Linked DNA regions of Homo sapiens: region 2 is linked to region 1. Evidence: read pairs that join two places in POLR2A ChIA-PET (ENCODE). Cell type or tissue: OCI-LY7. All regions are shown on one strand. Each heading gives the region's core, and the rest is flanking DNA. Links, peaks and the distances in the headings are about the cores only.

Region 1 (16,261 bases), core at 7,478-11,477:
TTCCTAGACAGTTGCTACAAACTGCAAATTTTCTATTTAGATTCTTTCACTAAATACTTCAAGTTACATAAAAGTTGTGTTTATGTTTTTTGATAGATTGTTAAAATTAGGTGAACAATATTAACATTGTTAATGGAAAACAAATTTAGAAAATTTGCTTCCTTTTGTTGTTCAACAGGTTGGCTTAATTTTATGATAAATACTTACACATATATTTTAATAGGTGCATTTTGTAAAGGAGGTACTTGGTTTCAGATTTTTCTTTTATTATATTTGGTATTTCAGTGAAGTAGGTAGAACAAGATGATTTGTAAATTCAGCCTCACAGTTAAATTGTACTGACCTTAGCTTTTAATTTGTACTTTTTTTTCTCTTCAAAGTTTATATAAATTATGGAAACTCTTAAAGTAAATCTCAACTGAGTTTTAGAAATTGAAGGCAGAGGATTTGTTCTTTCCAGCTGACTAGTCCAGTGCAGGTGGTTTCTAGTTGTATTCAGGCACAAAGAAATGTACTTACTGCCTTTTGATGTTCTGTAACATCCTTTGTCATGTTTCCTTCCTTTCTTGTTGTGTTTATTCTTTTATGATTAGTAATGTTATACTGTATGGATTGGAGTAGAGACTTCCCCCATGACTCAAGGACCACACAGATAAAAAGGAGGGAAGACATTAAAAAAAAAAAATCAAGGATCGAGCATTTGAAAATACTACAGTTGAATGTGAGTGGTAGGGAGTTGTATTTAATAGATATGAGATTGGTAGGCAGGGGTCAAATAATTCATCCAACAGATAATTGAGTATGTATATATTGTCAGTCTGTATAAGGCTTTGGTGATAGAAGAGCAAGACAGAGATGGTACATGTGCCGGAGCTTATACTGTAGCTGGGAATGTAGCATTAAATAAATACTTTCAAGTTAACAGGTTGCTGTGGGAATGCATGGTGGGGGCAGGGGGTGATCGTAGGGAGCGTTTCTGCATGTGACAGAGGTGTCAGGGCAGTTTTCGCAGCAGAAAGTCTTCAACATATTTAGAGGGCCTGGAGGTGAGTGGCCTTCCAAGAACTAAAGAAAGAAAGGCAGTGTGGCTAGAGTGGGGGTTAGGGGAGGAATCAAAGTGGGGAGATGTTGGAAGGCAGCAAGCAGATTTTGGAGTGCATTTTAAGGCAGGTTGAGACAGGTTTTTTTTTTGAGATAGGATCTAGCTCTGTTGCCCAGGCTAGAGTGCAATGGAGTAATCACAACTCACTGTAGCCTCAATGTCCCAGACTCAGATGATTTTCCTGCTTCAGCCTCCTGAGTAGCTGGGACCACAGGCATGTGCCACTTACACTTGGCTTTTTTTTTTTTTTTTTCCCGGTAGAGATGGAGTCTCCCCATGTTGCTCTGGCTGGTCTTGAACTCGTGGACTCAAGTGATCCTTCCACCTTGGGTTCCTAAAGTGCCAGGATTACAGGCGTGAGCCACCACATCTGGCCTAATTTTTCTTTTCTTTTCTTTTTTTTTTTTGTTAATGCTTCCCAGGCTGATCTTGAACTCCTGAGCTCAAGTGATCCTCCTGCCTGGGCCTCCCAAAGTGCGGGAATTACAGGCTTGAGCGACCATGGCCAGCCAAGTTGAGAATCTTGGACATTATCTCCAAAGCAATGAGAAACCCCGGGAGAAGGGGAAGCAAGATGGTTAAGAAGAGAGAGCAGTTATCTGATTTGCATTGTTTAAAAGCAAAGATCTACTGAGTGGATTTAAGGAGATTAGTTTGGAAGCTACTGGCAGTTTGAACTAGAATGGTGCCAATAAGGGTAGGGAAAAAGGGCTGATTTGAAATATACTTAGGAGGCCAGGGGCAGTGGCTCACGCCTGTAATCCCAGCACTTTGGGAGGGTGAGGGGGGTGGATCACTTGAGCTCAGGAGTTTGAGACCACCCAGGCAACATGGTGAAAACCCATCTCTACTAAAAATACAAAAAAATTAACTGGGTGTGGTCGTGCACGCCTCTACTCTCAGCTACTTGGGAGGCTGAGGCAGGAGAATTGCTTGAGCCCCAGAGGTGAAGGTTGCAGCGAGCCAAGATTGCACCATTGCACTCCAGCTTGGGCTACAGAGTGAGACTCTGTCTCAAAAAAAAAAAAAAAAAAATACACACACACACACACACACACACACACACACACTTAGGAGATGGAATGGATAAGATAGAGATTAGATGTGGAGGAATAAGGGAGAGGAATGAGCCAGGATAATAGTATTAAATATGTGGTAGACACTATCATTTTACATGTATTAAATTATTTAATTCTCAGAACAACCCCATGAGGTAGGTATTGCTATCACCATTATGTAGCTGAGGAAACAGACATCCCTAATTTTTTTTCTTTTTTTTGAGACAGGGTGTCATTCTTTCACCCTGGCTGGAGTGCAGTGGCACGATCACAGCTCACTGCAGCCTCTACCTCTGGGCTCAGGTGATCACTTCTGCCTTCTGAGTAGCTAGGACTACAGGCATGTGCCACCATGCCTGGCTAACTTTTTTTTCTGTTTTTTTTTTTTTTTGTTGTTGTTGTTGTTTGTTTGTTTTAGAGACGGTTTCACCATGTTGCCCAGGCTGGAGCTCCCTGATTTCTGGCTTGAGGCGTTGGATGTGTGATGGCATCTCATAATTAAGATAGAAAACTGAAGGTGGGGTGGAGGCTCGTAAGTTTAATTCTGAATGTATTGAATATGAGGTGTTTGTGAAATGTCCAAGTTGCAGGGTTAAGTAGTCATTTGGATATAGGGTTTGGAGTTCAAAGCGAGAGAATCCTGGGTTAGAGATAGAGATTTTAGTCTTTTGAAGATGACTAATTTTGAGGAGTAATTATTAAAAAGGGGCAAAGGGTAGAGCAAGGAAAGAGGGATTACTATAGAGCCCCAAGGCATATGAGATCGGATGGTTGAAAATGGAGAAGATAAATATGAAATGGCTTGTGTGCTATGTCAGATGTTTGGACTTTATTCTGAAAAAATAGCTTTCAGTTTAATCTGTGGGCTTATTGAGCTGGAAGTGTCTGTGGGATATTCAGGGACAGAAAGCTGGACTGTTCTTACATCCTTTCCTCATATTTTTCTGCTAACTTTCCTCGGTTCTTCAGAATATACTCTAGCTTTCTCATCATCCTGGTTACTTTTTTTTTTTTTTTTTTCAATTTTAGTATTTTTAGAGACAGGGTCTCACTACATTGCCTAGGCTGGTCTCGAACTCCTCAGCTCAGGAGATCTTCCTGCCTTGGCCTCCCAAAGTGCTGGAATTAAAGGCTTGAGCCACTGTGCCTGGCCCATACTGGTTACTTTTTTATCTTAAAATGTGGTAGACAATTGAATGCATTTTATGTATGACCTGAGCAGAGTGGATAATCTTCACTTTGTCCAGCACGTTCTGTACACTGTTTCTATGAATATAGGTCAAGATTGAATTAGTTTTTGAGAAGAGGAGAACATTATTACATCATGTTTCTTTTATCAAGTAAAAGTGTGTGTGTGTGTTTGTGTGTTTTAAATCTAAGCCTTGTATCTTTTATCCTTGTGGTCTAATTCTTCCTTTCTCTCAATATAGGTATGGCATCACAGCTGCAAGTGTTTTCGCCCCCATCAGTGTCGTCGAGTGCCTTCTGCAGTGCGAAGAAACTGAAAATAGAGCCCTCTGGCTGGGATGTTTCAGGACAGAGTAGCAACGACAAATATTATACCCACAGCAAAACCCTCCCAGCCACACAAGGGCAAGCCAACTCCTCTCACCAGGTAGCAAATTTCAACATCCCTGCTTACGACCAGGGCCTCCTCCTCCCAGCTCCTGCAGTGGAGCATATTGTTGTAACAGCCGCTGATAGCTCGGGCAGTGCTGCTACATCAACCTTCCAAAGCAGCCAGACCCTGACTCACAGAAGCAACGTTTCTTTGCTTGAGCCATATCAAAAATGTGGATTGAAACGAAAAAGTGAGGAAGTTGACAGCAACGGTAGTGTGCAGATCATAGAAGAACATCCCCCTCTCATGCTGCAAAACAGGACTGTGGTGGGTGCTGCTGCCACAACCACCACTGTGACCACAAAGAGTAGCAGTTCCAGCGGAGAAGGGGATTACCAGCTGGTCCAGCATGAGATCCTTTGCTCTATGACCAATAGCTATGAAGTCTTGGAGTTCCTAGGCCGGGGGACATTTGGACAGGTGGCTAAGTGCTGGAAGAGGAGCACCAAGGAAATTGTGGCTATTAAAATCTTGAAGAACCACCCCTCCTATGCCAGACAAGGACAGATTGAAGTGAGCATCCTTTCCCGCCTAAGCAGTGAAAATGCTGATGAGTATAATTTTGTCCGTTCATACGAGTGCTTTCAGCATAAGAATCACACCTGCCTTGTTTTTGAAATGTTGGAGCAGAACTTATATGATTTTCTAAAGCAAAACAAATTTAGCCCACTGCCACTCAAGTACATCAGACCAATCTTGCAGCAGGTGGCCACAGCCTTGATGAAGCTCAAGAGTCTTGGTCTGATCCACGCTGACCTTAAGCCTGAAAACATCATGCTGGTTGATCCAGTTCGCCAGCCCTACCGAGTGAAGGTCATTGACTTTGGTTCTGCTAGTCACGTTTCCAAAGCTGTGTGCTCAACCTACTTACAGTCACGTTACTACAGGCAAGTGGCAAATGCTGAAAATCGTATCTTAGGCTAGAGTTCTGTCCTTATATTTAACATATACCCCGTAGGCTACATATAGCAATGAATTTGTTTATAGATTCTGAGATAGAAATAGGATATGTTTTAGCTCATTCTATGTGTGTGGCATTCCTATATATGACATTTATTTCTGAAATTTTATCTAGCACTGGAAAAATTAACTCAGTCTGATTCTGAAAGTTGTTACTAGTTGAATTATACTAGCACCTGGTTCTTTAGTATTATTTTACCTCATTTTCCCATTTTATTTATTTTATTTATTTATTTATTTATTTAGAGACAGAATCTCGCTCTGTCGCCCAGGCTGGAGTGCAGTGGCGTGATATCAGCTCACTGCAAGCCCCACCTCCTGGGTTCACGCCATTCTCCTGCCTCAGCCTCCTGAGTAGCTGGGACCACAGGCACCCGCCATCACGCCCGGCTAATTTTTTTTGTATTTTTAGTAGAGACGGGGTTTCACCGTGTTAGCCAGGATGGTCTCGATATCCTGACCTCGTGATCCACCCGTCTCGGCCTCCCAAAGCGCTGGGATTACAGGCGTGAGCCACCGTGCCCAGCCTATTTATTTATTTTTTTAAGATGGAGTTTCACTTGCCACCCAGGCTAGAGTGCAGTGGTGTGACATTGACTCACGGCAGCCTCCACCTCCTGGGGTCAAGTGATTTCTCCTGCTACTCCTGTCCTGAGTAGCTGGGACTACAGGCACCTGCTACCACGCCCGGCTAATTTTTTTGTTTTTAATAGAGATGGGGTTTCACCATGTTGACCGGGCTGGTTTTGAACTCCTGACCTCAGGTGATCCACCCGCCTCAGCCTCCCAAAGTGATTAGAGGCGTGAGCCACCATGCCCAGCCATTTTCCCATTTTGAAGAGTCTTGAAATACACAAAGATATTTACTTATTTGTAATGAATCTGAGCATATGTTGCTGTTTTTTCGAACCTCTTATCTTGGCAGGTAAAATAACGTGGGAATAACTCTAGGTTTAACTCTAGTAACATTTTATTCTTTTACATTTTCTTCTGTAGTAGCATGAATTGAATTACATGGTTGCTACAATCTCTTCCTGTTTTAACTTTCTCTAAATACTTTGAACTTAATGGGTTATCCTAGAATGGCCTTGACCCAAGTACCTTATACTTTAATGATATATATTTCTAGATTGATACTTTTAATGTAGCTACCATTTTAATATATAATAATTATTGGGACAGTATGTAAATGCTGATATATACAATTTTGTCTGTACCATAACCAAGGCTTTTAAAATGTGCTTTTTATCAGCACCCATTTACTTACTTGCCTAGTTATTAATTTTAAGGAATCTAATATTTAGTTTTAATGGCCATACATTAAATACAAATCATGTAAGCATCCAATCAAGAAGTGAAATAATAAAAACATAGATAACCTATAAAATATGTTTATAAGGAGCTATACATGCCAGATGCCTGTAATAAAATTTGAGGAAATAGAAATTCTGAATTAAGAATTTTATATTATGTGTGAAAATAATGTGAGGATATTTTAACCCATACAAGGACTCAGAAAAAATGTCATCTGCATGTTTCCTTTTTTAAAAACATTGTGGTAAGATGTTTATAATAGGAAATTTACAATTTTAACCATTTGGTACCACTCATTGTGTTAAGTACATTCATAGTGTTGTGTAACCATCACTGCTGTCTGTTAAGTATATTCACAATGTTGTGTAACCATCACCACTATTTCCAAATGTTTTCATCACCCAAAACAGAAATTCTAACCATTAAGCAATAACTCCCTATTCTCTCTTCTTCCTACCACTGGTAATCTTGATTTGACTTTCTGTCTCTATGAATTTGCCTATTCTAGATACTGCATGTAAGTGGAATCATACAATATTTGTCTTTTTGTGTCTAGTTTATTTCACTTAGTGTAATGCTTTTGAGGCTAATCCATGCTGTAACATGTATCAGAACTTCATTCCTTTTATGGCTGTATAATATTCCATTGTTTGTATATACCACATTTTGTTTATGCATTCATCTGTTGGTAGATATTTGGGTTGTTGCTACCTTTAGGCTGTTGTGAATAATGCTGCTATGAACATTGGTGTACAAGTATCCTAGTCCCTATTTTCAGTTCTTTTGGGGATATAGCTAGGAGTGGAATTGCTGGGTCACATGATAATTCTATGTTTAACTTTTTGCAGAATTACCAAATTATTTTCCACAGAGGCTGCACTATTTTACATTCCTACCAGCAGTGGATGTGCATTCCAAATTTCTCCACATTTTCTCTAACATTTGTTATTTTTTTTATTTAAAAATATTGTTTGTTTATTTTTACAGAGACAGGGGCTGCCTCTATTGCTCATGCTGGAGTACAGTGGCACGATCATAGTTCACTGTAGCCTCCAACTCCTGGACTTGAGCAGTCCTCCCACTTCAGCCTCCCAAGTAGCTAGGACTGCAGTCACACTCCACCATACCTGGCTAATTACTATTATTTTATTTTTTGTGGCGACAGTGTTTTGAGGGTCTCATTTTGTTGCCCAATCTGGTCTCAAACTACTGGCCTCAAGCCATCCTCCTGCCTCAGTCTCCCAAAGTTCTGGGATTACAGGTGTGAACTACCACTCCTGGCCTTGTTTTGTTTTTTAAATAATAGCCATGGGTTTTTTTTTTTTTTTTTTTTTTTTTTTTTGAGATGGAGTTTCACTCTTGTTGCCTAGGCTGGAGTGCAGTGGTGCGATCTCGGCTCACTGCAGCCTCTGCCTCCCAGGATTCTCCTGCCTCAGCCTCCCGAGTAGCTGGGATTACAGGTGCCTGCCACCACACCCAGCTAATTTTTGTATTTTTAGTAGAGATGGGGTTTTACCATGTTGGCCAGGCTGGTCTCGAACTCCTGACCTCAGGTGATCTGCCCACCTTGGCCTCCCAAAGTGCTGGGATTACAGGCATGAGCCACTATGCCTGGCCAATAATAGTTTTTTTTTGTTTTTTTTTTGTTTTTTTTTTGAGATGGAGTCTTGCTCTGTTGCCAGGCTGGAGTGCAGTGGCACAATCTCGGTTCACTGCAACCTCCACCTCACAGGTTCAAGCAGTTCTCCTAGCTTGGCCTCCTGAGTAGCTGGGAATACAGGTGCCACCATGCCCAGCTAATTTTTGTATTTTTAGTAGAGACAGGGTTTCACCATGTTGGCCGGGATGGTCTCGATCTCTTGACCTCGTGATGAAGTGCTGGGATTACAGGCATGAGCCACCGGGCCCGGTCAATAATAGCCATTCTTATGGGTGTGAAGTGGTATCTCATTGTGGTTTTGATTTGTATTTCCCTAATGATTAATGATGTTGAGCATTTGTTTTATTTTGTTTTGTTTTGAGACAGAGTCCCACTTTGTCACCCAGGCTGGGGTGCAGTTGTGCAATCATGGCTTACTGCAGCCATGACCTCTCAGGCTCAAGCAGTCCTCCCACCTTAGCCTTTCGGGTACCTGAGACTACGGGCATGCACCCCCACACCTGACTAGTGTTTTGTATTTTTAGTAGAGACGGGGTTTCACTGTGTTGCCCAGGCTGGTCTCAAACTCATAGGCTCAAGTGATATGCCCGCCTCGGCAACCCAAAGTGCTGGGATTACAGACATGAGCCACCATGCCCAGCCTGGCATTTTTTTATGTGCCCGACATCTGTATATCTTCTTTGGAGAAATGTCTATTTAAGTCCTTTCCTCATTTCTTGAATTGGGCTTTTTGTTGTTGAGTTGTATACTCTATATACTTAATTTTCATCTATTCCTTGGGTTGCCTTTTTACCTGTTGATAGTGTTTGACACAGAAAAGTTTTTAACTTTGGTGAAGTGCAGTTTGTCTACTTTTTCTTTGGTTGCTTGTGCTTTTGGTGACATATCCAAGAAGTCACTGTTAAGTCGAAATCATACAGATTTTCCCCTATGTTTTCTGCTAAGAGTTTTATAGTTTTAGCTCTTATATTTTGGTCTTTGATTCTTTGTTGATTTTTGTCTATGGTCCAAGGTACAAATCCAGTGTAATTCTTTGGCATGTGACTATTCAGTTCTTCAAACACCATTTGCTAAGAAGATTGTCCTTTCTGCATTGGGTGGTTTGGGCACCCTTGTTGGAATCATTTGAACATATATACAAATAATTCTTATCTTCTATTGCTTTCCCATTTTCAATGTTGGGCTCTCTATTCCATTAATCTATATATGTCTTTATGCCAGTACCACATTGTTTTGATTATTGTAGCTTTGTAGTAAGTTTGAAATCAGGAAGTGTGAGACCTCCAACTTTGTTCTTTTTCAAGATTGTTTTGGCTATTTGGGGTCTTTGAGGGTCCATATAAATTTTAGGATGGGTTTTTCTATTTTATACAAAAACCATAATTGCTTTTTATTAAGGATAGCGATGAATCTGTAGATGACTTTGGGTAGTATTGACAGCTTAATAGTAAGTCAGTCCATCCTTATTTCTTTATATCTTTTCACAGTTTTATAAAACTGGTATTTTTTACTTGAGGTAAGGTAAATAAACTCTTAGAGCCTTTGTTTTCTGGTTTTATGCTGCCCTAGGCAACCTTGGCTAACTTTAAGAATGTCATCTCCATTTATTTATTTATGCCTTGGGAGATTTAGGTTCCAACTACATTTGCTTTTTAATGCTCTCCTTTGAGCAGTCTCACCACCAGCCACACCAACATAACATATATATAACATACTCTACAGGTGCACTGAAGAATTCAGCGCAGCATCCCATTTTGAGTCCTCAGGAGGGACTAGGCAGACCACAGCTGAAGGAAGAGGGCTGATCAGCTCTTCCTTTCTGTCTTGACTCTGTGCCTGCAGGTGTTCTTTAACTATTTGTTTGCCCTGTCAAAGACAAAGTGCATTCTCTTGTGATAACAGAGTAGTTTTTAAATTGAAAAAGGGAGAGCAATAGGAGATAAAAATTATTTGGCTTTGTTATAATTGGGGCATGTTAATACAAAATAAAATGAATTATTTGGCTGCTTAGCTTTCTGTAATGTGTAATTCATTTGAATAATTTTCAGTGTTAGGTTGCTGATCTTTGTATTTTTTATCCTTTTAATTTAAGCTGTCAATTGATTCATTTTGGTTTTGTTTTTTATAGAAACTAAGGTTTTCAAATCTTCAAAGTTACCCTTCGACAAAGCTTTCTTTAAATTCACTGCAATATAGTTGTTGACTATAATTTTAAGTGGAGCTAAGTTTGCCTCTTAAAAACAGGAGTTCATTCTGTGTATTACTGAGTAATTACTCTGTATACTGAAGTTCAGTGCCCAGGGCTTGACAGTGTTTAGGATTTAACATGAGTGTTCTGTTGTGTCACAGTAATACTTGATAATGAGCCTAAGGCAGATGGAACAGCAGCTCAGGCATTCCTTCTTTATCACTAGTTTTACCCGCAGTGGTCCTCTTAAGCTTCTTTGATGTTGCTTTGTTGCCATATTAGAGTCCATTAAGTCCTCACCCTTCTGTCTTTCAAAAAACCTCTGTGAAATCTGTTTGGCTGGTGAAGCATTTTGACTCCAAAGCTAGTCCTTCTCTTACCCACCTTTTTAGTTTACCTTGCTTTGTCTTTCTGATAATATGCCAGTATTATCAGCTCACATAAATTTGCCAACTTGCTGTGTCCATTGGCCCTGGGCATGGCTAAATGATTCAGGCAGTGGAAATAATATACTTTACTCTCTGGCTCACTGTAAATGTGCACAGACTCCAAGCAAAGCTCCTGTCTTTCGGGCTTGAGTTTTAGAGACAAAGGTTTGCCATGCTTACAGGCTGAATGTTTTTCCCTACTGAACAAACTAGCCAGCCTTTATTTCAAGCTGAATCACTTTGTTACTTACGGAAGGAAAAGGTCTAGAGAAGGAAAACGTATCTTCCATTTATCCTAGACAAACAAATAATCTAATTTCCTCTGGCAGTCAAAATATAGTTTCACCTAAGCCACTGATGCAGGAAGTTAGGTTTTATGTAACCTCTCTAATTGGTAAGTAAGTAGGTTTGATGTCTCTGAGATAGGAAGAAAGAAACGAAAATGTTCATGAAAATAATCAGAGTGATTTGTGTTAAGTGATCCTAACCTTAGCTTGCTCTGGGTGCCAGTGAAATTAACCTCAACAATGTTGGTTGGAAGAATTTTTCAACTTAAAGAAGTTTGAAGTTGGGGAATCAAAAGGCAGGGATTGTTGTTTCTATCACTTAGCTGTAATAACCAGAGCCTGTTTAGTATTTGTTTTTTAAGGATGGGATGTGTCTTCAAAGAGGAGACTTGCCATGTTCAAAGCACAATTAATGCCATTTTCCTACTGAAGTGAACACTGCCAGTTTTTAACAGTTTCTTTCACTTTCCTGTGCTTCTGTAGATAACCTTTTTTACTGCCCAGTTGTTGGAATGTTACAGCTGGAAAGGGACCTAGAAGAGTAATTATCTAACTCTGTTTCCTTATTACACAAATGAGGTAGAACCAGAGTTTTACGTGTCTGTAGAGTTTATATTGAGGGATTAAGAAATAAGGAGGCCAAGAGGAAAGATGTAATGAAAATAATTCTAATAATTATAATCTGGATTCACAGTTTAAAGTATTCAGTCCTTAGAGATAAACCTGCTCTAGTGATGCCTTACTGTTCAGTAAAGTAGAAAATAACTTGTCTTTTTGCTTCGTAGAGTTTGGGTAAGTCTAACATTTATAGGCCCAAATAATACAAAACCCTCAGTGAACTAAGCAGCCTTACTGCTTTTTTGTTTGTTTTTGAGACAGGGTCTCAGGCTGGAGTGCAGTGGCGCAATCATGGCTCACTGCAGCCTTGACCTCCTGGGCTCAAGTGATCCTTCCACCTCAGCTTCCTGAGTAGCTAGAACTGCAGGCATGCACCACCATACCTGGCTAATTTTTTAAATTTTTTTGGTAGAGATTGGGTCTTGCTGTGTTGCCTAGGCTGGTCTCAAACTCCTGCTCAAGTGATCCTCCTGCCTTGGCTTCCCAAAGTGCTGGGATTATAGGTGTGAACCGCCGTTTCTGGCCGTATTTTTTTTTTTTTTAAACTGCTTTCCTTTTTTTGTTTTTCCTTTTGCTATTTGCCTTTTTATAAGGTAGATACGGTAGAGTTGCTGTTTTGACTGAGCTTTTGCTGGAAGTCCTTAGCTGCTTTTGTCACTCCAAAAGCAGGGTGAGACCAAATGAAAAAACTTTCAGCTAATCTTCAGTTTTTTTTTTTAATTAAATGGGACTTGGGGGCTGTGGAAGTGATATTTTCCTTAATTTCCCAGAAAACTTTAAGCTCGAGACAGTTATCATATATTATTGCTACCTTTTTTATTTTTTTCTGAGACGGAGTTTCGCTCTTACGCCCAGTCTGGAGTGAATTGACGTAATCTTGGCTCACTGCAACCTCTGCCCCCCGGGTTCAAGCGATTCTCCTGCCTCAGCCTCTGGAGTAGTTGGGATTACAGGCGCCTGCCACCATGCCCAGCTAATTTTTGTATTTTTAGTAGAGACTGGGTTTCATCATGTTGGCCAGGCTGGACTTGAACTCCTGACCTCAGGCCATCCACGTGCCTTGGCCACCCACAGTGCTAGGATTATAGGCGTGAGCCACCGCGCCTGGCCTGTTATCGCTACCTTTTAAAGAAGAAAGTTATAGAGTGGCCTGGCCATTCTCTGTGACCTACCTTTTGGACTTTAAAATGTCTTTCTAGTATGGTAGGAATAGCAAAATCAATATGCTGCCCTCCAATTGATGCTTTGGAATGTTCTAAACCCAGTTTTTATTTTGGCTCATTGCCAGTTGTGCTCCCCCTGCCAGCTATTTTTGGCATTGTCATGAACTTGGAAATTAATGATTCTGCTCACTAGGAGTAGAAAATTTTGTTCCTTTTCAATTTTAGAAAAGCTTTTATGTTGTTTCTGGGTAGTCTTACTAGCTTATTAATGCGCCTGTCAAACTTGTGCAGTGTTGAAAACATGCCATTATGGTTGAGATTTCACTGAACTCTGAAATTCCATCAGTAATATGTGCCTCTAGCCACCTGCAACAGGAATATCACTTTTGAGGGTTACTTCTTTTCTTTTCTTTTTTTTTTTTTTTTGAGACAGAGTCTTACTCTGTCACCCAGGCTGGAGTGCAGTGGCACTGTGTCAGCTCACTGCAACCTCCGTCTCCTGGGTTCAAGCAATTCTCCTGCCTCAGCCTCCTGAGTAGCTGGGATTACAGGTGCCCGCCACCACACCTGGCTGATTTTTTATATTTTTAGTAGAGATGGGGTTTCACCATGTTGGCCAGGCTGGTCTCAAACTCCTGACTTCAGGTGATCCAGCCTCCTCGGCCTCCCAAAGTGCTTGTATTACAGGCATGAGCCACCGCACCCGGCCAGTTATTTCTTTGGTAAACAAAACCACAGTTCAAATTAAATACTACAAAAACTGATGATATTGGTGGTTCCACCCATAGCTGTTAAAAAGTGTAAGCCCGAAGAGGCCTGGGTCGACTGCTATTTGTATTTAAGGATCAGAAAAGCTTTCAGGCCCTGTGGAGTCCCCAGATTTACTGTTTTCTAAGGGCCACTATTTATGTATAAATACTAGGGGAGGATTTTTTTTTTCTTCTATGCCTAGTTTGCTTAGATGGGGAGGGATATTCTTATTTAGGGAAATTATATTCTCCTTGCTTAATCCTTGCCTTCCCTCAACCCCCTGCACATATACACAAAACAACAATAAGCACATATCACTTGAAAGTAGTTTGAGAAACCTGGGTATTCTGTGAGGAGACACGGCCAGTTAGATGGTTCTTCACGGAAAGATCTGTTTTCCATTTAACTCCTGTAACATGAGGAATCTGAATCTGGATCTGGATCTGGATCTGGAGTGTCCTTATAGATTATAATTCCATGACTTGTAAGAAAGAAAGGAAATTATTTGGAGAAGATGATCCAGTGCCTAAGAGCTGAAATCTTGGATCCAAATAGCTTGGGTACCATCCTTTTTCTTTTGTTGAGATGGAGTCTCGCTCTGTCGCCCAGGCTGGAGTGCAGTGGCAGATCTCAACTCATTGCAACTTATGCCTCCCAAGTTTAAGTAATTCTCTTGCCTCAGCCTCTGAGTAGTTGGGATTACAGCTGCCCGCCACCATGCCCAGCTAATTTTTGTATTTTTAGTAGAGATGGAGTTTCACCGTGTTGACCAGGCTGTTCTCGAACTCGTGACCTCAAGCAATCCACTCACCTTGGCTTCCCAAAGTGCTGGGATTACAGGTGTGAGCCACTGCGCTGGCCAAGGGCACCATCTTTTAGTAGTTATGTAGCCTTGGGCAAGTTACTTTAACCTCTTAGTGCCAGTTTCTTCATCTGTAAAATGGAGGTAATACTTTTATTGCATAGAATCTAACATGCCATTGATTATAAGATACATTATTTTTGTACCACTTAAAAAAGGAAAAGCGCTGCCATTAAACTAAAATATACCATCATTTGTAAGAATCTTCTTAATTTCAGAGGTGCTAACATGTAAAAAGATGTGTATCTTAGAATTGATGACATCATAATAATACTTTGATAGGATTGTTGTAAGGATTAAGTGACTCAACATTTATAAAGAACTTAGAACAGTGCATGGCACATAGTAGGCAATATTTATGTGTCATTTATTATTATTGCTATTAGTGTTACCTATTATTTTCTTTTTGAACCCACTTATTGCCTAATTAGTCATAGTTTGACAATTGCCCTTGTATTCCACCATGTCAAATATAAATTTACATAGATGAGTATGTACTTTTACTTATTGAGAAACAGTGTAATATATAATATACTCAATTCTGGAGCCAGATTGCAGGGATTCAAATCCTAGCTCTGCCACTTATTTGACTGTGACTCTAGGCCAATAACTTAATCTTTCTTTTTCTCAGTTTCTTCTTCTGTAATGGGGATAATAATTCTATTTTAGATGTGTTCGTATATATAAACGTCTGAGTTATGGATTACCTTAGTCATCTCTTTAAAGTTCCCTAGCATTTTATTTCTCACTTGGACTGTTAATGAATATTTCTAAAAAGCACACTAAGAGTTCAAAGTTTTAAAATAATGGTAACATAATACTGTTATTATATCTAACACCTACTAGTATTTACCATGTGCCATGCACTGGTCTAAAAGCTTTCATATATTTATTTAAGCTTCACAACAACTCTATGTGGTGGGAACTCTTACTGTCTCCATTTTATAGATGAGGAACCTGAGGCACAGAGAGATCAAGTAATATACCTGCAGCTATTAAATGATGGAACTAGGATTCAGACCCTGACAGGCTGGCTCTAGAGAGTGTGCTGTCAACACCATGTCTCTTCAGAAGGCATTTCTTTTTCTTTTTTTTTTTTCCAGAAGGCATTTCTGTCATGAAGGGTTATTTATTGACCAGGGCTTTTTTTTTTTTTTTTTGGACTGTCTTGGGTCTCCTAGGCTGGAGTGTAGTGGTGTGATCTTGGCTTACTGCAACCTCTACCTCCTGGGTTCAAGCGATTCTTTTGTCTCAACCTCCTGAGTAGCTGGGATTACAGGCGCCCACCACCACACCTGACTCATTTTTGTATTTTTAGTAGATTTGGGGTTTCACCATATTGGCCAAGCTGGTCTTGAACTTCTGACCTCAGGTGATCCACCCGCTTCGGCTTCCCAAAGTGCTGGGATTACAGGCATGAGCCACTGTGCCCAGTTGACCAGGCCTTTTAATTGATTTTTTTTTTTTATGATTGAAATGGTGCTAGGAATAATAATAAAAAAAATCTATTATCCCTTATCTGTGATTGCAAAATTCAGAAAGCTCTCATAAATGAAAATTTTTCTTTAAGTTTGGTATAAATTCATTTAATTGGCAAGACCTGACTTGAACCATTGTTAAGCTATTTGAAGTCTTTATTTAGCCAACTTAGTATGACTGTTCCATGTTTTGTTGCAGAAATATTAATGTGTTTGATTATAGTGCACTGCCCTGAACTCCACTGGGATTATTATATAATGTGTACTTTGTGTTCTGCATTACCTTTCTGAAATTCAAAATATTCTGAATTCCAAAACACATCTGGCCCTGAGCTTCAGATGATGGATTGTATACCAAAGATTTTTTTTCCATTTCATTGAATAAATGTTCCTTTAGCTAATACTAAAACAGGACTTAGTCATGTAGTTAATTTTCCCAAATAATGTTTTTTTTTTTTTAATCTGATATTTTTTGTTTTTGCTAGAGCTCCTGAAATTATTCTTGGGTTACCATTTTGTGAAGCTATTGATATGTGGTCACTGGGCTGTGTGATAGCTGAGCTGTTCCTGGGATGGCCTCTTTATCCTGGTGCTTCAGAATATGATCAGGTAAAAGTGTTTATTTGAATGGAAATAGAATGCAAATAGTTACTTGTGAATTAGATTCTGGAGAAAGAGAAGTACTAAGTACTACTGAAGTATTTAGATAATAGGGAAAGAGTAGTCCAATTGCTACTAAAGAACTTTTTAAAGAATAGTATAATTTTCTCTT
Region 2 (16,261 bases), core at 2,283-6,282, 180 kb before region 1:
CTAAGAGGCGCTGTACTCAATGTTTTGCAGACATTATTTCTTCTTATCTATTGAGTGGGCACCAGGTGGAAGTTATCCCATTTCACGGATGAGGAAAATCGACTAAGCTAAAATAACTCCCACAGGACTAAGTTTTACAAATTACTTCACCCAGCCTGGGCGCAGTGGCTCACGCCTGCAATCTGGGCGCTTTGGGAGGCCTGAGGCGGAAATGTAGCTTGAGCACAGGAGTTTGAGACCAGCCTTAGCAACATGGCCAGACCCCGTCTCTTAAAAAAAAAAAATTAGCCGGGGGTGGTGGCGCGCACCTGTAGTCCCAGCTACTTCGAAGACTGAGGCAGGAGGATCGTCTGAGTCCACGAGTTCGAGGCTGTAGTGAGCTATGATTGCACCACTGCACTTCGGCCTAGGCAACAGAGACCTGTCTCAAATAAAGTAAAAATTATTTTACCCTTATTTTTATATTGCACACATTGGCAGTGGTTTCCTTCTGCTTTTGCTCCTTGACAGCTTTTCCTTTCCTTAGTGCTAAACATTACAATTCTGTTGAGCTTCAAGACAAATGGCCAACTTGAAAAAAGAGATAAATGACAAGTGAAAAACGTCGAATTTTGCACACGTAAATATTTAACCTCAATTACATTAATAGCAAAAGTACTTTACTTCACTGTTTGGCACACAGATTTTCAGGGAGTGTCTGGAGGAACTGAATCAGGTAAGAAGTATTAGAGAATAGTGGTAAGTAGTAAACCATTTTTCAGGTGCCCTGTTGGAAACTATTCAGTGCTTCCTGCGGCTACCAGCGAACAAGGTCTGAATCCTTGCTCCCAACCAATAATCTGTGATCTTAAGCAATTTATTCAACTAACAAGCCTGTTTTCTCACCTGTATTATGGAGATAGTCACCTTCTTAAGGATGTGAGGATTAAATGAGAAACCCTCATATAAACTGCCTGGCCCATGGCAGTTACTCAAAAAATGTGAAGTCCCTTTCTTTTCCTTTCCTAGACAGAACCAAAGGCTATCAGTGCTTAGGACAGGTACCTCAATTAAAGATAACTTCACACAAAAACTGATGAGGAAAGAAATCCATTTTGTTGTGTCACATTAATACATCAATGACATAAAAGTCTATACGCCATCTTCATTAATACTCAATGCACTTTCAAGAAAATCCACATCACCAGAATAAAAATTTAAGACTGTCCTCTTTTAAGTAGATACACACCAATTTAAGCAATTAAGAGGCATTAACTACAACAAATGTCAAGTGTATTTTTTCTTCTTCCCCCAAACTAATTGCATCTCAATATGGATGGAATTTTCCCCAGACATCTTTAGGAAAGAAGTCATAAGATTTTCTAAAAATTTTTTTTGAAGTAGTAGGGGATACAGTAGGTGAGGGATTCGTCCTCTAAAAACAGGTTCCAGGTATTTAGAACTCACATATGCTATGCATTTTGTGATGAAACACCAGTAAAGGACAAATCAGACTTTTTTTATTAAAAAAATACTTTACAGGAAAAAAAAAAACTATGCATTCCATTGTCCTATTTTACAAAGAAATAGCTTAACAATTTAACACACTTAGACAGCTACAAAAAAGCACTGTGTTAAAAGGATTATTCACACAAATTTAGATTTAAGACTATTCATTAAAAACCTTTTTAAAACACTCGTTAATGTCAATAAACAAACTAAGGCCACACAACGCAAATAGTCCGCCAGGCAAATATACATTTCATCTATATGCAAAGACCTCTTAGATAAATAAAAGCCACAGGAAAAAAAGTCTTAGCTGCCAATCAAAATGGAGTTTACTCACAGAAAACACTATTACATGAAAATTTACAACATGTGATAGTAGTACATAAGTATTTCTTTAGAGAGAATTGAAAAGTGCTATATTTTAAGAGACAGTGGTCTCAACTACATGCACAAGTGGATCCTAAAAAATGTATGAAGAAAATGGAAGGCCATAATATTTATGGAGAGATACTTGCTTTTAAAGCAACAAACTTTCAAGACAAGGATAGGTCCCTTACGTGCTAAAGAAAAACATTTGTACTGTGCATTTCCTCTACTTGCATGGCCAATAAATACAGCTACGACCTGTTTGAAAAACAAAACAGATGTGAACCTCTGGCATGTGCTAGCTAGTGAAAGGTTCTTTTTTAAAAACCTGTAGCAATGATAAAACAGATTAGAAAGATACAAAATTATCCTAAAGGCATAAATGCAAATAAATTTTTTATGGCAAATACAGATGAAAATATAATGGGCTAATTTATTAATGATTAAGAATATATTCACTAAGCGTTTTCATGGATTTGGGAGTCTTGTTCCTATATTAGCTTTCATTCTAGACAATTAATATTTATATAGGGAAAGGCAATAAGCAAGTTTTTTCCAGTCATTAAGTGTGACTTTTATGCCTAGTAAGACTGATGCAAGACATCTTTTCCTAAAGTTTAGTAAACAACTTTAATAAGCTCCTTTTTCCCCCTACAAGAGCTTGTAATATTAGTCAACTGGTATTCCAACTGTCTCTTAAGGGGAAAGGGCACTTTTCAAAAGTCTTTCACTAAAAAATAATAAAAGTACCAGTTAAACAAATTCTAAGTACTGAATAAGCAAATTAAAGGTACAATTAAACCTAGGAACCAATTTTTAGAGTTAAAACTTTGGAGGAGAGAACATACTATATAGGTTTTTATTATTATTGCTTTATGAATTTGGGTTACCACTTTGAATCATCATCCTACTCCTAGCATATCTTGGTATAGAGAATTACTTCTGGGGCAAGAGGAAGACTTTTATGCTTTTTAATGAATACCATGAAATTATTCTACTTTACTAAGTTAGGAATATTCATTTATTGGGTCCTTTCCATAAGCACATTTAAAAACCATCCCTCTGCTCCACAAAATATTAAAACTTATAGCCACATTGTGCAAGTAATCTCAAGAGCTGGCACAACGGATAATATACCAAAAAGGAAGATCAGCTTAAATTTCAGTTACAACTTCACTGCCATCACTACTTTAACAAATCAGAAGACGCCAGATTGCTCCATGCCTCACTCCACCAAACCAAATAATTTAATGATTTAGAAAAATTGCAATCATTTGTATCACTAAACTAGGATACAGCTTTGAAAGCAGTAAAAAACGCAAAACTTCTGCTTTTATACTCATCAGTCTTTAAAGCATGCTATTAAAATCTAATACTCACATAGGACATTCAGTTTTCAGATCACGTTACTAGCTAAATGTTTCTCTTCATTCTATTGCAATTCTAACATACAATGAATTTATTAGTACATGATTTTAAACATTTTTATTGTACTCTTTTAATGTGTTTATATTGGAGGTGAGGGTAGAATGTTTTATAAAAGGAAAATGGGGATTTGCTTTTGATTGTAGGTCTTTGCAGATCCGCTGGTTCCTGAGTGATAATACACAGTGCTGGCTGTCAGGAGACAGTCTCCTTGTTTATTAGCAATGACCAGCTTGGATGACAGATGGCATCTGCTGGATGGCAAGTGGGAGATGGGGAAATCGGATCTTGGAAGACAAGAAAAAATTAAAAAAAAAAAATTTTTGCTTTAACAGCCTTCTCTTCATGATTATTTTTAAAAGCAAATGTTGCCTGAGAAGAATTTTACTTTGCACAGCCTGGTAAAGCTCTTCTGGACAGAAAAATAAAAACAAGAAATAACCCAAACCCACACACTTTGTGATTAAACCCCTCCCCAACAAAATAACAAAAAACACCCTCAAAGGCAGGTCCCGTTAAAAACTAGTCTGGATAAACTGGAATTTACCCTAGAATTTATACCCAAGATTTAAAAACACCCCTGCAATAATCACATTACCTTTCATACCATTCTAATTACCTTATTTACAAAGATAACTAAAGCCAACATCACTTCCAATTCATAAATGGTTTACATTGAAATGTATCCCTATTTGTCTTCATCCTTTGTAACAGAGAATACATACATATACATATATATAAGGAATAATACAGATTCTAACTAATCACTGCAGTATTTGCTGATGGTTACTTTTCTATCGGTTTACACAGTGACCTCTATACTTTGCTAATATGCATTTAACTACACAACAATATTGCACAAAGTAATATTTATATAAGATTTAACCTATTTCAGAATATTTTAGAGAAAATTCATATTTGATATTTCAAAAGATGCAGCTAAGTTTTCATGGTGACAGACATAATAAAGCAGCATCTTGTATTTTTTTTTTTTTTTGCCTATGTTAATGTAAATATTTCAAATCTTACCATCCAGGAAAAAAAAAAAATCTCCAAATTGCACTGTAACCAGGGAGATATAAGAATCTGGTCTTAGGTGTGGGGAGTACTCTTCCATTAATAAACAAAAGGCCTACTGTATTATTAACTAAGAGAAAGTATAATGTGAATCATGTTAACATTCTAAAATAACAGAAAGTTAGGACCATACTAGCAATGTGAACTGTGCCTGTTTGAAAAGAAAATTTAAATACTCAGGCACTAAGCATTAGCCTACCTGAAACTCTAGGATGAAGTCTAGTGCTGTATTCTTTCTTAGAAAATAGCAACACAGAGTAATAGTAAATAAACCCAGGTATTCACCAGTTAAAACTGTGAATTGAAGTGTCTCAGTAGTAGATATTTATCATGAAGAGGTTGATGCCAAGTGACAAGAATAGTTTATCATAAGATTGATGCTCAAAATATGGCAGCCTCATCAGAAAGACTATTATTATTCTCTAAGTTTAATAGTTGTGATCAGTTTAGGAAGCAAAATTATCCCCACAAAATGTGAGGATGCCAGGAAGCAGAACAATAGAGTATCATGTCAACATTATCTCTTTTACCCAAAATATCTTCAACAGTTAGCATATATTCTAGAAGAGATTAATGAGCCATGGATAATGAATGACCAAGGACTATTCATCTTTAGATTTTTTTTTTAATTGAAATATCCACTGGGCTTTAAATAACAGATACAAAAAAAAGACAGTTTGGATCAGAAAGTGCTGTGCTTTCTCTTTTGTTAAGAAACCAGAGAGCCACTGAAATTTCCTTGGAAACTACTTGTTATTTGTGGTTAGAACTAAATAACTTACTTGCCCATGTACCAGATGCAGAAATTCTTTCCTGCAACCTATGCCATTTTCACTGTAGAAATTGAACCTGTGCCATAAAGACACAAGTACTAAACCATAAATCTTATTTATCCATAAAAACAGCAAATATGGCAAGAGACAAGGCAAGATAAAATTAAGGGAAGTGAATAATTTACCAAACAAGAATCTGTTATTCCAGAGAATTCTCATTTTGATTTGAAGAAGAGATTGAATTGTTACCTCACACCTTAAAACAGAAAGTAGCAGCAGACCCACTATTACATACTGTACTAACGGGATAAGATACAACTCTTAACTTTGCATAATCTGTGTAAAAAAGATATGCTTGACATTTGTGGAATGTCATTTCTCTTTATAGAATTATAGGCAAGATTTCTCCAATAAAACTTAACTTAAGCCAGTTATAAAACTATAACTTCACATCAAAATTTAAAAAAGTTAAAAAATGTGTTTGAATATGTACATATCACACAGAAGTGGTTGAATGTTCTTGCAGATTGTGTTGCTGGTCAGAGTCCAGTCTACTTTCCACTTTTAAAACTGGAATAGGCTGAGTCTTCTGATCTTGCTGTAGATTAAGTTCTGATGCAGGTGGGAAAGATGATGAAGCAGTTGTTAACAGCTGAATCTCTGTGCATGCTTCTTCAGATTCAGTTTTTATCCTCACACATTGGGAGTCAACTTCTAATTCTCGCTTTCCAGTTAAACCACAGTCCATGTTAGAATTGCTTTCTGTGTTTTGAGTGGCTTCCACAACAGGGTGGTACTGTTTAAGCCTTATATGCCAGGCTAAGCTGCACACCGCCGAAACTGTTTTGAACTGATGAATGACATTTCTAGGGATGAAGTAGATATCATTGTCGCAAAGCTGAATTCTAGCATAACGAATGCCTTCCCGCCTCATTTGGTTTAGTTTAGCTTCATCTACCCACTGTACGCACTGAAGAAAGAAAAAAGTTACGTGAGACTTTAAAATATGTAATAATTTAGTCAAGTGAAATAATTAGCAAAGGAAAACAGTAGAAACAAAATGTGTCATAACAATAATCAAATTAAAATTAAGCAACACTAAATGATAGGTAACTCTCTAAAAATTCTTGTAATGCCTGGGAAATTATTTTCCTCCTATTTTACTACCTCTTTAGTAACAAAGTACAGGTTAAAATCAGAATGGCTTAGAGAATCATTTAAGTATTTCAAAGTACAGCTAAGTATCAATATTCTTTACCACACATAAAGGCAACATGTTTTCTTTTCTTTTAGTGTGTCTTTCAGCCTTTTGCAGTTGAGGGGACACAGTGCAATGGGGTTAACAAGTGAGACAGCTCATGGCCATAACTGAGCCGCCTGGGACCTCTAACCATCCCAGGCCCACCTGGTATCCCAAAGATTGAAAGGATTTCAAGCATTCTGCTAGGGAAGCTCTGTTTAAATGATTTTCAGCACCACCCCCACCCCAGTCTTTAACAGTAATAAAATTAAACTCACTATCCCACATATCAGACTGTAAGATAAAATTCAAAATAAAATGGGTATAGATATTTACTTCTAATATCGCAAATGGTGATAAAACATAAGTTATTACCTGGGAAACTGGAGGTTCATGAAGATCTAACTGAAGTCTTTGTACAACATCAGTAAAATCCTCAGCATGAAAACAAATCACATCTTTGGTTATGCGAGGTTGGTCACTCCTAAGATTAACAAAATTAAGTTTCAGAGACAAACATCTCACAATGAAAAATGATGACAAATTTCAGTTCTTTTGTTCTTGGAAATGCTTCTACCAGCAGAGAAATAGATGCATAGTTTCTAAGGACTAGGTATACAATTTTTTTTTAATTTGAAAAAAACTAAAGCTTAAAAAGCCATAAAAATCAGATTTGCTGTTGTAAAATTAAAACAAAAATGGCTAAAAAGAATAGTTTTATTCTAAACTAGTTGCATTTGCAGTCCTCTCGCCACTTTGTATCTCCATGTCCTGAGCTTTGTTAAAACTGGGCCCCAACAGAATATAAAATGGTTTAGCCACTGTGGACAACAGTCTGGTAGTTTCTCAAAACATTACAAATAGAACTACCATATAATCCAGCAACTTCACTCCTGGGTGTATAGCCAAAATAATTGAATGCAGGGACATGAAGAGATATTTATACACCCATGTTCACACCAGCATTATTCACAAAAGCCAAAAGGTAGAAGCAACCCAAGTGTCCACTGATGGATAAACTGATTAACAACATGTGGTATATACATACAATGAATTATTATTCAGCCTAAAAAGGGAAGGAGATTCTGACCCTTGCTACAACACGGATGAATCCTGAGGACAATGCTAAGAGAAATAAGCCAGTCACAAAAAGATAAACACTATATGATTCCATCTATATGAAATATGTAAAGTAGTCAAATTCATAGAAACAAAGTAGAATGATGGTTACCAGAGCCTGGGGGTGAGAGTAAAAGAGGAATTGTTGTTCAGTGAGTATAGAGTTACAGCCTCGCAAGATGAAAAGGTTCTGGAGCTCTGTTTCGTAACAATGTAAAGATGCTTAACTCTACCAAATGTACATTTAAAAATGGTTAAGATGGCAAACTTTATGTGTATTTTACCACAATTTAAAAAACTGGTCCTAAACCTTTTAAATAGAGTCCACATTGTCTTATACAATATTAACCAACCTTGCAGTTGAGTTCAATTAACTCACCATTCACCAAATTGTACAGCTTTCAAAACTCCAACAGCAGCCGTACTCTGCCAGTCAAACCCCTGACCGACATGATCAGCATGAGCTCTAGTCCTATCTTCAAAGAGAACTTCGCGGGGTTCACTGGTCCGAGGTAGGTACTGGAGATTTTTTATTTCATTCATTGATCTAGAGTTGATTTGGTTGTTAAACAAAGGGTAAGCAAGGAAGAAAGAGACCAAAAAAAAATTAATTAATAGCAGTAAGGCAAAAAAGTCTGCTAAAATACCAGATTTAAATAAGATGAGGACTGAGAAGGGTTCAATGATTATGATCATTAGCATTTAACACACTATATTATAATGCTTAATGTAATTACCTTCCTCTCCCTGTGTGCCATAATAAAGCTGAAAATATATCTTAGATTAGGCTCAAATGTAGTGCTTCTGTTCTAGCAACAGAAAATAAAAGTCAAAGTTTAAGGCTTCTTTACCCTCATTCATCTTATTTCCAACTCTCAAAATATGCTACTAGTGAGGCTGCCCTCACACAGTTAACAAAACTCTGGATGGAAATATAGCTATAATTAAGCATTAATCAGGCTGCACTTAGACCCACTTTCTTATAACTAAAAGTCAGGTAACACTAGATACTGACCATTTGCATCCCTGTTGTTCCTACAGATAGAATTTCTTGGAAGTGGGAAAACCTTTTTGTGAAAAAAAAAATATATATATATATACTTTTTTTAAAAAAGAATTCTAGTGTTAGCATCATAAGGCTTTTGTTTAAGATAGAATCTCTGATGTTAAGAATGGCTTAAGCAGATCCTGAATTCTGGCAAAACAGCTGCTGCCAACCAATTTAAAGACCCCCACAGAAAAACCTAATCAGCATGATAATAGTTTATTCATCCCTTTGTCCATGACTTCACTTTGTACTCTCGGACCAATAAACATCTCCACACATCAGCCCATTCCAAAACCTTTAAAAACCCTCACCCCCAAACTCCTCAGGGAGACAGATTTGAGATTTCCTCCCATCTCCTCCTTTAGTGGCCCTACAATTAAACTTTCTCTGTTGCAGTCTGCTGTTTTGGTGTACTGACTTGCCATGTGCATCAGGCAATGACCCTATTATAGTTAAACTAGAGTTCTGATTCAAGATTGCAAACCAGGCATCCATGTTATCTCCTTCTACATTAAAATGAAAGTAAAAGTCTTCAAACCAATAATAGGGGAAGTGGGGATTAGATGGGAGAATGGATTAGAGTACAGATGAAACAGAATTAGCCATGAGTTGACAGCTGTTGATTGTATATTAAACACACAGCAGTTTATTATATTGTTTTCTGCTTTTTTATGTGCTCAAGAATTTCTAAATATAATAATCTAAAGATGATAGTGAATAAGAAGCAACAAAGGAAATGAATTAATGAATGAGCAATATCAACAAACTTTTGCAAGATGGAAAATGATCCTAGTACCTGAGACTAATAAAACTGTGCAGAGAAAGCCACAGGCATAGAATACACAAGAAGGGATCAGCAGCCAAAAAGGCAGCAGACCTGCCCAACAGACCTTGGAAAAGCCTGAGTCCAAAAAGAAGCCAGGCATAATAATGATGAACAGAAATGAAGTGAGGCTGAGAAAAGGGGAATTAAAGTGAAATTCTGCAAATAAACAAGTCATCCCTGCAGGTAGAAATGTAGACAGACATTTAGCCCCACATGGAGTAGACTATGGCTACCCACCCAGCATCCATTCCTCCCCTTTAATTCCCTGACAGAACCCTAATTTTTATTAGGCATCTCATTCTGCCCTGTATGTGACCTCATTCACAAGCTCCAGAGTTAATTTCTGATGAGTACTGGTAAATTATGGTAAGCTCATTTCCCCTGACAGTGACTGATTTAGGAATAGACATGAACTGATTCTGTCTAATAGTATGAAAGGAAATATGCTGAAGAGACTTCTGGGAAGTTTCCTAGCTCCTAAGAAAGAAGTACAAGAAAAGATACTATCTTCTTCTATTAGATATAGCCAAATCAAGATGTGATGTCTAGAACTGCCTCAGCCATCTAGCAACTATAAAGGGAGCTAGTGTAAGTAAATAGCCTAAGCCAAGAGAATGTTAGAACAGAGAAAAGGAAAGAATCTGGTCCCTTGATAACAGCACTGACACACTGACCATATGGTGCCTAGAACCAACCTCTCTGGACTTCTCGATATACAAGACAGACATTTTATTTTATAAACAAGTTTGAACCAAAATTTTTGTTGCTTATAGCCAAAAACATCCTGATAAACTTTCAGCCAGAAAAACTGCACATTCTCTAAACACATGGAAATTGCCACAAAAATAGAACATAATCCTCTGAAATTTGGGCACATCATTTAGTGTCCATTTCTATGCCTGTTCACTCTAAGTTGACAACTGACAATTGTCTACCTGTTGACAAGACTCACCAAAATATAAATAGAACTCACAATAGACCCAATGCTTTATTTTAACATATGAATGGGTCAACCGAGAATCACCAGCTTCTGAAGATAGCAGCCTGACAGAGAAAAACCAAAATGAACAATGCTAAAATTTTAAAACACCAAAGAAAGGTTAGAAGACAAAAGTCCAGTAAATGTCTCCGAATCAAAAGCAAAAAGATAATAGGAAATATGAGGACCATCAAACCAGGAGCTCTATTATTCAACCAATAGTAGTTTCAGAAAGAAATAAGAGAAAATGAAGAAGAAATTACCAAACCAATTAAGTAAGAAAAATTATCAGAAAGGAAAGGAGACATGAATCTTTCAATTTAAGGTGACTACTAAACAACAAAAAGTATAATTAAAAAATAAGAATGAAAGACTCAAGACATATTGTGAAATTTCAGACTGCTGATGATAGAGGATGCTATAAGCTTGCAGACAAGAAAAAAATAGGATACCTACAAAAGAATAAAAATTACACTAGCATTAGGACTTCTCATAAATAATATTAGATGCCAGAAGACAACAGAGCACTGCTAAAAACACTAAGAGACAACACAACTTCTGGACTTCAGCTAAATTATAAATCATGTTTATTAACAGAAAAAGAAATTTTCAGACATATAATAACTCAGAATACCTCCTTTTTCTTAAGACTATTCCTTGAGAATGTGTTTAAGCAAGAGAAGGAAATAAATCTAGGAAAACAACAACCATAGGTTAATGCAGAAAAGCATTAAATAGGAAGTCCTAGGTGGATAACTGAAATAAGCCTTCTATAGGCAGAACACAGAGTTCCAAAAGATATCCACATAAAAAAACTGATATGTTACAGCAGACAGTATGAAAAAAATTCTAAAAGGCATGAGGATATGATAAAAGAACAGAATGCTAGGTAACTACCAACACCAATGTCCTCTCAAAAAAAAAAAAAAAGGTTATAAAAGAAAGCCATAGTCAAACAGATGAGAAAGTCAGCGTGGTTCTGGAAGAAAGTAATGTACCTTAACTCTAACCCTATAAGCAGTAAGGAGAATGGAAGCAATAAATAAAAAGATGGGAAGCAATAAAGAGAACAGAAGATATTTAGGATGGTCAAGAAAAGTTTATGTTCCTACCTCAAAAAAAAAAAAAAAAAAAAGGAGGGTAATCAGAAACTGCAGGAAAAACAGAACACTTTTTTATGTTCCTACCTCAAAAAACAGGGCAATCAGAAACTGCAGGAAAAACAAGACTTTTTTTTAAAAGAAGTTATGGTACCAAATATAAAACTTTCAAAAAATGTGACATGGTTTTAAGTACGTAGGTGAAATATAGAAAAGAAAGATGCTTTTGCATATTCTTCCTTTGAGTGATGATATAACATTGAAACCTTAGAATATGAATTAATAACTTAATAGCTGGGTCTGCAGTAAACATAGCTAGCCATAATATTTTAGAATCCACTTATTGACAAGGCATGTAAGACCTAATGATAATTTTAAAAACAGAATATGAATTAACCCCAGCAATGTGTAGGGACAGCTGACTGAAAGAAGAAATGAGGAGGAAGAGGATAAAGTAGGGGTCATCTAACTATTCAGAGAACATGTAAGAGGACGGAATACCTGCTATCATACCAAAAAATCAAAACCTGTATAAAAACATGACATGTATATCATACATATATGCAACTATTATATACACAAGATTAAAAAAATTTTTAATTAAAAAAAAACCCTGCCAAAGCCTTTTTAAAAAAGTATTATAAACAAATGGGTTTTGCCTCTCGTAAAAATATATTTGCCTCTGGGAAGGAAAAGTGGGCAGGATTTTCCATTGTAAGTCTTGCTGTATTATTTTATTTTTAAAAAACTCTGTACACATATTTCTTTAACTCTAGAGTTCATAAATCCAAAGATGAGCTTCAGTAGCAGTGTCCTTGGTAACTGAACAGCTTCTCACATTTTTATTCCACCATTTTCCACAAGTTTTCACTAACACAAAAAGATGGACATTAGTATTTACATTTTGATTCATTCAATTCTAATTCAAAATGCTTCTGAATGCCTCACTTAAGAATATTTAATACCAACAGAAATAAAATTTGATGGCACCTCAGATGCATTATTAAATAAATGATGTTGGTACAGCTGCCTAACTACCTGGAAAAACATGTAAATCTCTTCCTCTATACTGAAGCCAATTCCAGGTGGATTAAATATGTAAATACTGAAAGCACAGAAGTACTAAGAGAAAATGTAGGTGAGTATTTTATAACACTGAATAAAAGAAGGCTCTTCTAAGCCTATTGCTAAAGGAGAAACCTCAAAGGATAGATCATATAAACAAAAACTTCTGTAAGTAAAGAAAAAAACACCGAAGCTGAAAGCCAAAAAAAGATAAAAACTTGGAACAGAAGGGAAAAAAAGCTTAATAGTCATAATATATATGGGATTTTTACAAAAGAAAAACACCAAAATAGAAACATGTATAAAGGAAATTAAAAGGAAATCACCAAAGACAAAATAAGAAACCCCTCAAAAAACAGCAAATTAAAATGAGACATTTTTGGGTTGGGCGTGGTGGCTCACGCCTGAAATCCCAGCACTTTGGCAGGCCGAAGTGGCTAGATCCCTTGAGGCCAGGTGTTTGGGACGAGCCTGGCCAATATGGCGAAACCCCTCTTTACTAAAAATACAAATATTAGCCAGTGGTGGTGGTGCACGCCAGTAATCCCAGCTACCTGGGAGGCTGAGGCATGAGATCACTTGAACCCGGGAGGCAGAGGTTGCAGTGAGCCAAGATCGCACCACTGCACTCCAGCCTGGGTGACAGAGCAAGACTCTGTCTAAAACAATTTTTTAAAATAAAATAAAATGGGACATTTTTATCCAATCAGATCAATATAGTTTAAAATGTTAGTGGAGAGTATGAGAAAAAGGGAACTGTATTATATGAGTGGGTATATAAATTGGTATATTTCTGGAAGCCCATTAGAAATGTGTATACTTTGAGACTTTAGGAATTTTTACTAAGAATATAAACACGCATGGCCACGTGCAGTGGCTCACGCCTGTAATCCCAGCACTTGGGGAGGCTGAGGCAGAAGGATCACAAGGTCAAGAGATCGAGACCATCCTAGCCAACATGGTGAAACCCCGTCTCTACTAAAAATACAAAAGTTAGCTGGGCATGGTGGTGCATGCCTGTAGTCCCAGCTACTCGGGAGGCTGAGGCAGGAGAATCATTTGAATCCGGGAGGCGGAGGTTGCAGTGAGCCGAGATCGCGCCACTGCACCCCAGCCTGGCAACACAGTGAGACTCCATCTCAAAAAATATTAAAAAAAAAGAAAACAAACACGCATATGCACAAACATACATATCTACCAAACTTCCATCCATATACAATCAGTGGTATGCTCTATATACTTTACATCTGACTTGAGGGTCAGGGGAGGTGGCTGATTTTAGCTGATTTGCTGATTTCTATGGTATAAATACACCTAACACGAATGATTTCCAGTTACTAACGTGACATCACGCAATGTGGAACTGGAAAGTGATGCTAATGATGGCCTTTGTGAACAGGTACAAACTGGCTCCAGCACACCAGTATCATGTTTTCAAAATACTGTTTACATTGAAAACCTGGGAAAAAATTACACTAATAAAGAGTTGGTGAGGGCCAACTCTTTTTTAATTAAAATTAAAAAAAACAACAGGCCAGGCACGGTGGCTCACGCCTGTAATCCCAGCACTTTGGGAGGCCGAGGCGGGTGGATCACGAGGTCAGGAGATCGAGACCATCCTGGCTAACACGTTGAAACCCCATCTCTACTAAAAATAAAAAAAAAAATTAGCCGGGCATCATAGCGGGAGGCTGTAGTCCCAGCTACTTGGGAGGCTGAAGCAGGAGAATGGTGTGAACCCGGGAGGAGGGGCTTGCAGTGAGCCGAGATCGCACCACCGCACTCCAGCCTGGGTGACAGAGCAAGACTCTGTCTCAAAAACAACAACAACAACAACAAAAAACAACTAGCCAGGCATGGTGGCAGGCACCTGTAGTCCCAGATACTTGGTGGGGCTGAGGTGGGAGGATCACTTGAGCCTGGGAGATGGGCTACAGTGAGCCCTGATCATGCCACTGCACTCCAGCCTAGGTGACAGAGTAAGACCCTGTCTCAAAGAAAAAACAAAAACAAAAACCAAGAATTGGTTAAATAAATCTTGATACAACCATACAGTAAAAATTCCCAAGTTTTAAAGTAAACATCACACAAAGAATGGATTTTGTAAAAAGATTATTTATGGCTATATATAATTTGAAAGGTTAATATGCCTAAATGGTGGCTACCTTTTTTTTTTTTTTGGAGATGAAGTCTTGCTCTTGTCCCCCAGGCTTGAGTGGAGTGGCACAATCTCGGCTCACTGCAACCTTCGCCTCCCAGGTTCAAGCAATTCTCCTGCCTCAGCCTCCCGAGTAGCTGGGATAACAGGCGGCTGCCACCATGCCCAGCTAATTTTTGTATTTTTAGTAGAGATGGGGTTTCACCATGTTGACCAGGATGGTCTCGAACTCCTGACCTCAGGTGATCCGCCTGCCTTGGCCTCCCAAAGTGCTGGGATTACAGGTGTGAGCCACCATGCCCAGCCTGCCTTCTTTCTACTCTTCTTTTTTTTTTTCTTTTTGAGATGAGTCTTACTCTGTCGTCCAGGCTGGAGTGCAGAAGCACCATCTCAGCTCACTGCGACCTCGGCCTCCTGAGTTCAAGCGATTCTCATGCCTCAACCACCTCAGTAACTAGGATTACAGGAGCGTGCCACCACACTAATTTTTGTATTTTTACTAGAGACAGGGTTTTGTCATGTTGCCCAGGCTGGTCTTGAACTCCTGGACTCAAGCAATCTGCCTGCCTCAGCCTCCCAAAGTTCTGGGATTACAGGTGTGAGCCACTGCACCTGCCCTCTTTTTACTCTTTCCTATTACTTTTTTCTTAAGTTTATAAAAATCAGGAAACAAATGATGGTCATTTTTTGAGGAAAGATTACAGAACAAAAAATGTATATAGTATTTAACAATTTAATAAGATTTCAAGATTCGTCATCATCCTGCAACAAAAACTGCTATAATCTAGCAATGTGCAGAACTTTCAAATGACTCCTGGGTTTTTACCATGCCACCACCCTGCATCGTACATAATGTTTTCAAAGTATTTTCATACATTTCAAGTACCTAAGATTATTCCATACTTAGCTCAAGTATCATTCTCCTATGAGCCTTAAGTTAAGGTTTAGATTAGTCCATTAAAACTCACTTCTGGGCACTTATTTTGAATTGCTATTTTCGTAGTCTAAGCAGGTATAGATCATTTTCAGTCTCATTAAATTAGATTTTTCAAAGTACTAGAGAGTGAGTTAATCTACATTTGTCTTCAAAGTCTGAAACACAAAACATGTTAGCACAATATGAATTACTGAGGCTCGGTCCTATAGAACATTATTGGTTTCATGTAGCAAATACTGGTTACCTAGTATATGTCATGAGGACAAAGATGAATAAAATAGTCCCTGTCTTCCCAAAGCACACCTCAAATGTTAGTAGAAAATAAAAACATGTAAACAAAACTTTAATGAACAGAACATTGTAGGGAACAATTAATTACCTAAGGAAGGAAAGAAAAACTTCACAAAGGAGGTGACGTCCAAGTTAAGTTTTGTTTGGTTTTGGTTTGGGTTTGAGTCAGGATCTTGTCGTGGAGTCCTGGGCTCAACTGATCCTCCTACTTCAGCCTACCAGGTAGCTAGGACTAAAGGCATATGCCACTGTGCCCAGCTCAAGCTAAGTTTTGAAAATGTATTAAGTTTGCTGTGGGACGGTAACCCCAGCACTTTGGGAGGCTGAGGCAGGAGGATCATTTGAGGCCAGGAGTTCAAAGCCAACCTG

The links. Peaks named below come from ENCODE experiments on the same cell type or tissue, not always from the same donor. Only the 100,000 strongest peaks of a DNase experiment are listed, where the experiment ranks them.
Region 2: POLR2A ChIA-PET joins it to region 1 with 8 read pairs; 14 of 35 experiments call an interaction of 5 or more read pairs at or near these places.

Annotation. Positions count from the first base shown.
Region 1 is chr1:113,936,792-113,953,052 of GRCh38, forward strand. It overlaps HIPK1 (homeodomain interacting protein kinase 1), which reads left to right. Exons shown (of 16, transcript NM_198268.3): 2 at 3,591-4,668; 3 at 15,975-16,098. The coding sequence starts at 3,593. Among named protein-coding and RNA genes, the nearest start is that of HIPK1-AS1, 15 kb to the left of the region's middle. RefSeq lists an enhancer at 964-1,491 and a silencer at 15,002-15,202. In OCI-LY7, for the core only: no CTCF peak of the experiment used is centred there; DNase peaks (open chromatin) are centred at 9,480 and 10,710; H3K4me3 peaks cover 2,844 bases; H3K27ac peaks cover 3,510 bases.
Region 2 is chr1:113,760,355-113,776,615 of GRCh38, forward strand. It overlaps RSBN1 (round spermatid basic protein 1), which reads right to left. Exons shown (of 7, transcript NM_018364.5): 5 at 7,868-8,035; 6 at 6,745-6,853; 7 at 1,478-6,099. The coding sequence ends at 5,626. Among named protein-coding and RNA genes, the nearest start is that of PHTF1, 9.0 kb to the left of the region's middle. In OCI-LY7, for the core only: no CTCF peak of the experiment used is centred there; no DNase peak of the experiment used is centred there.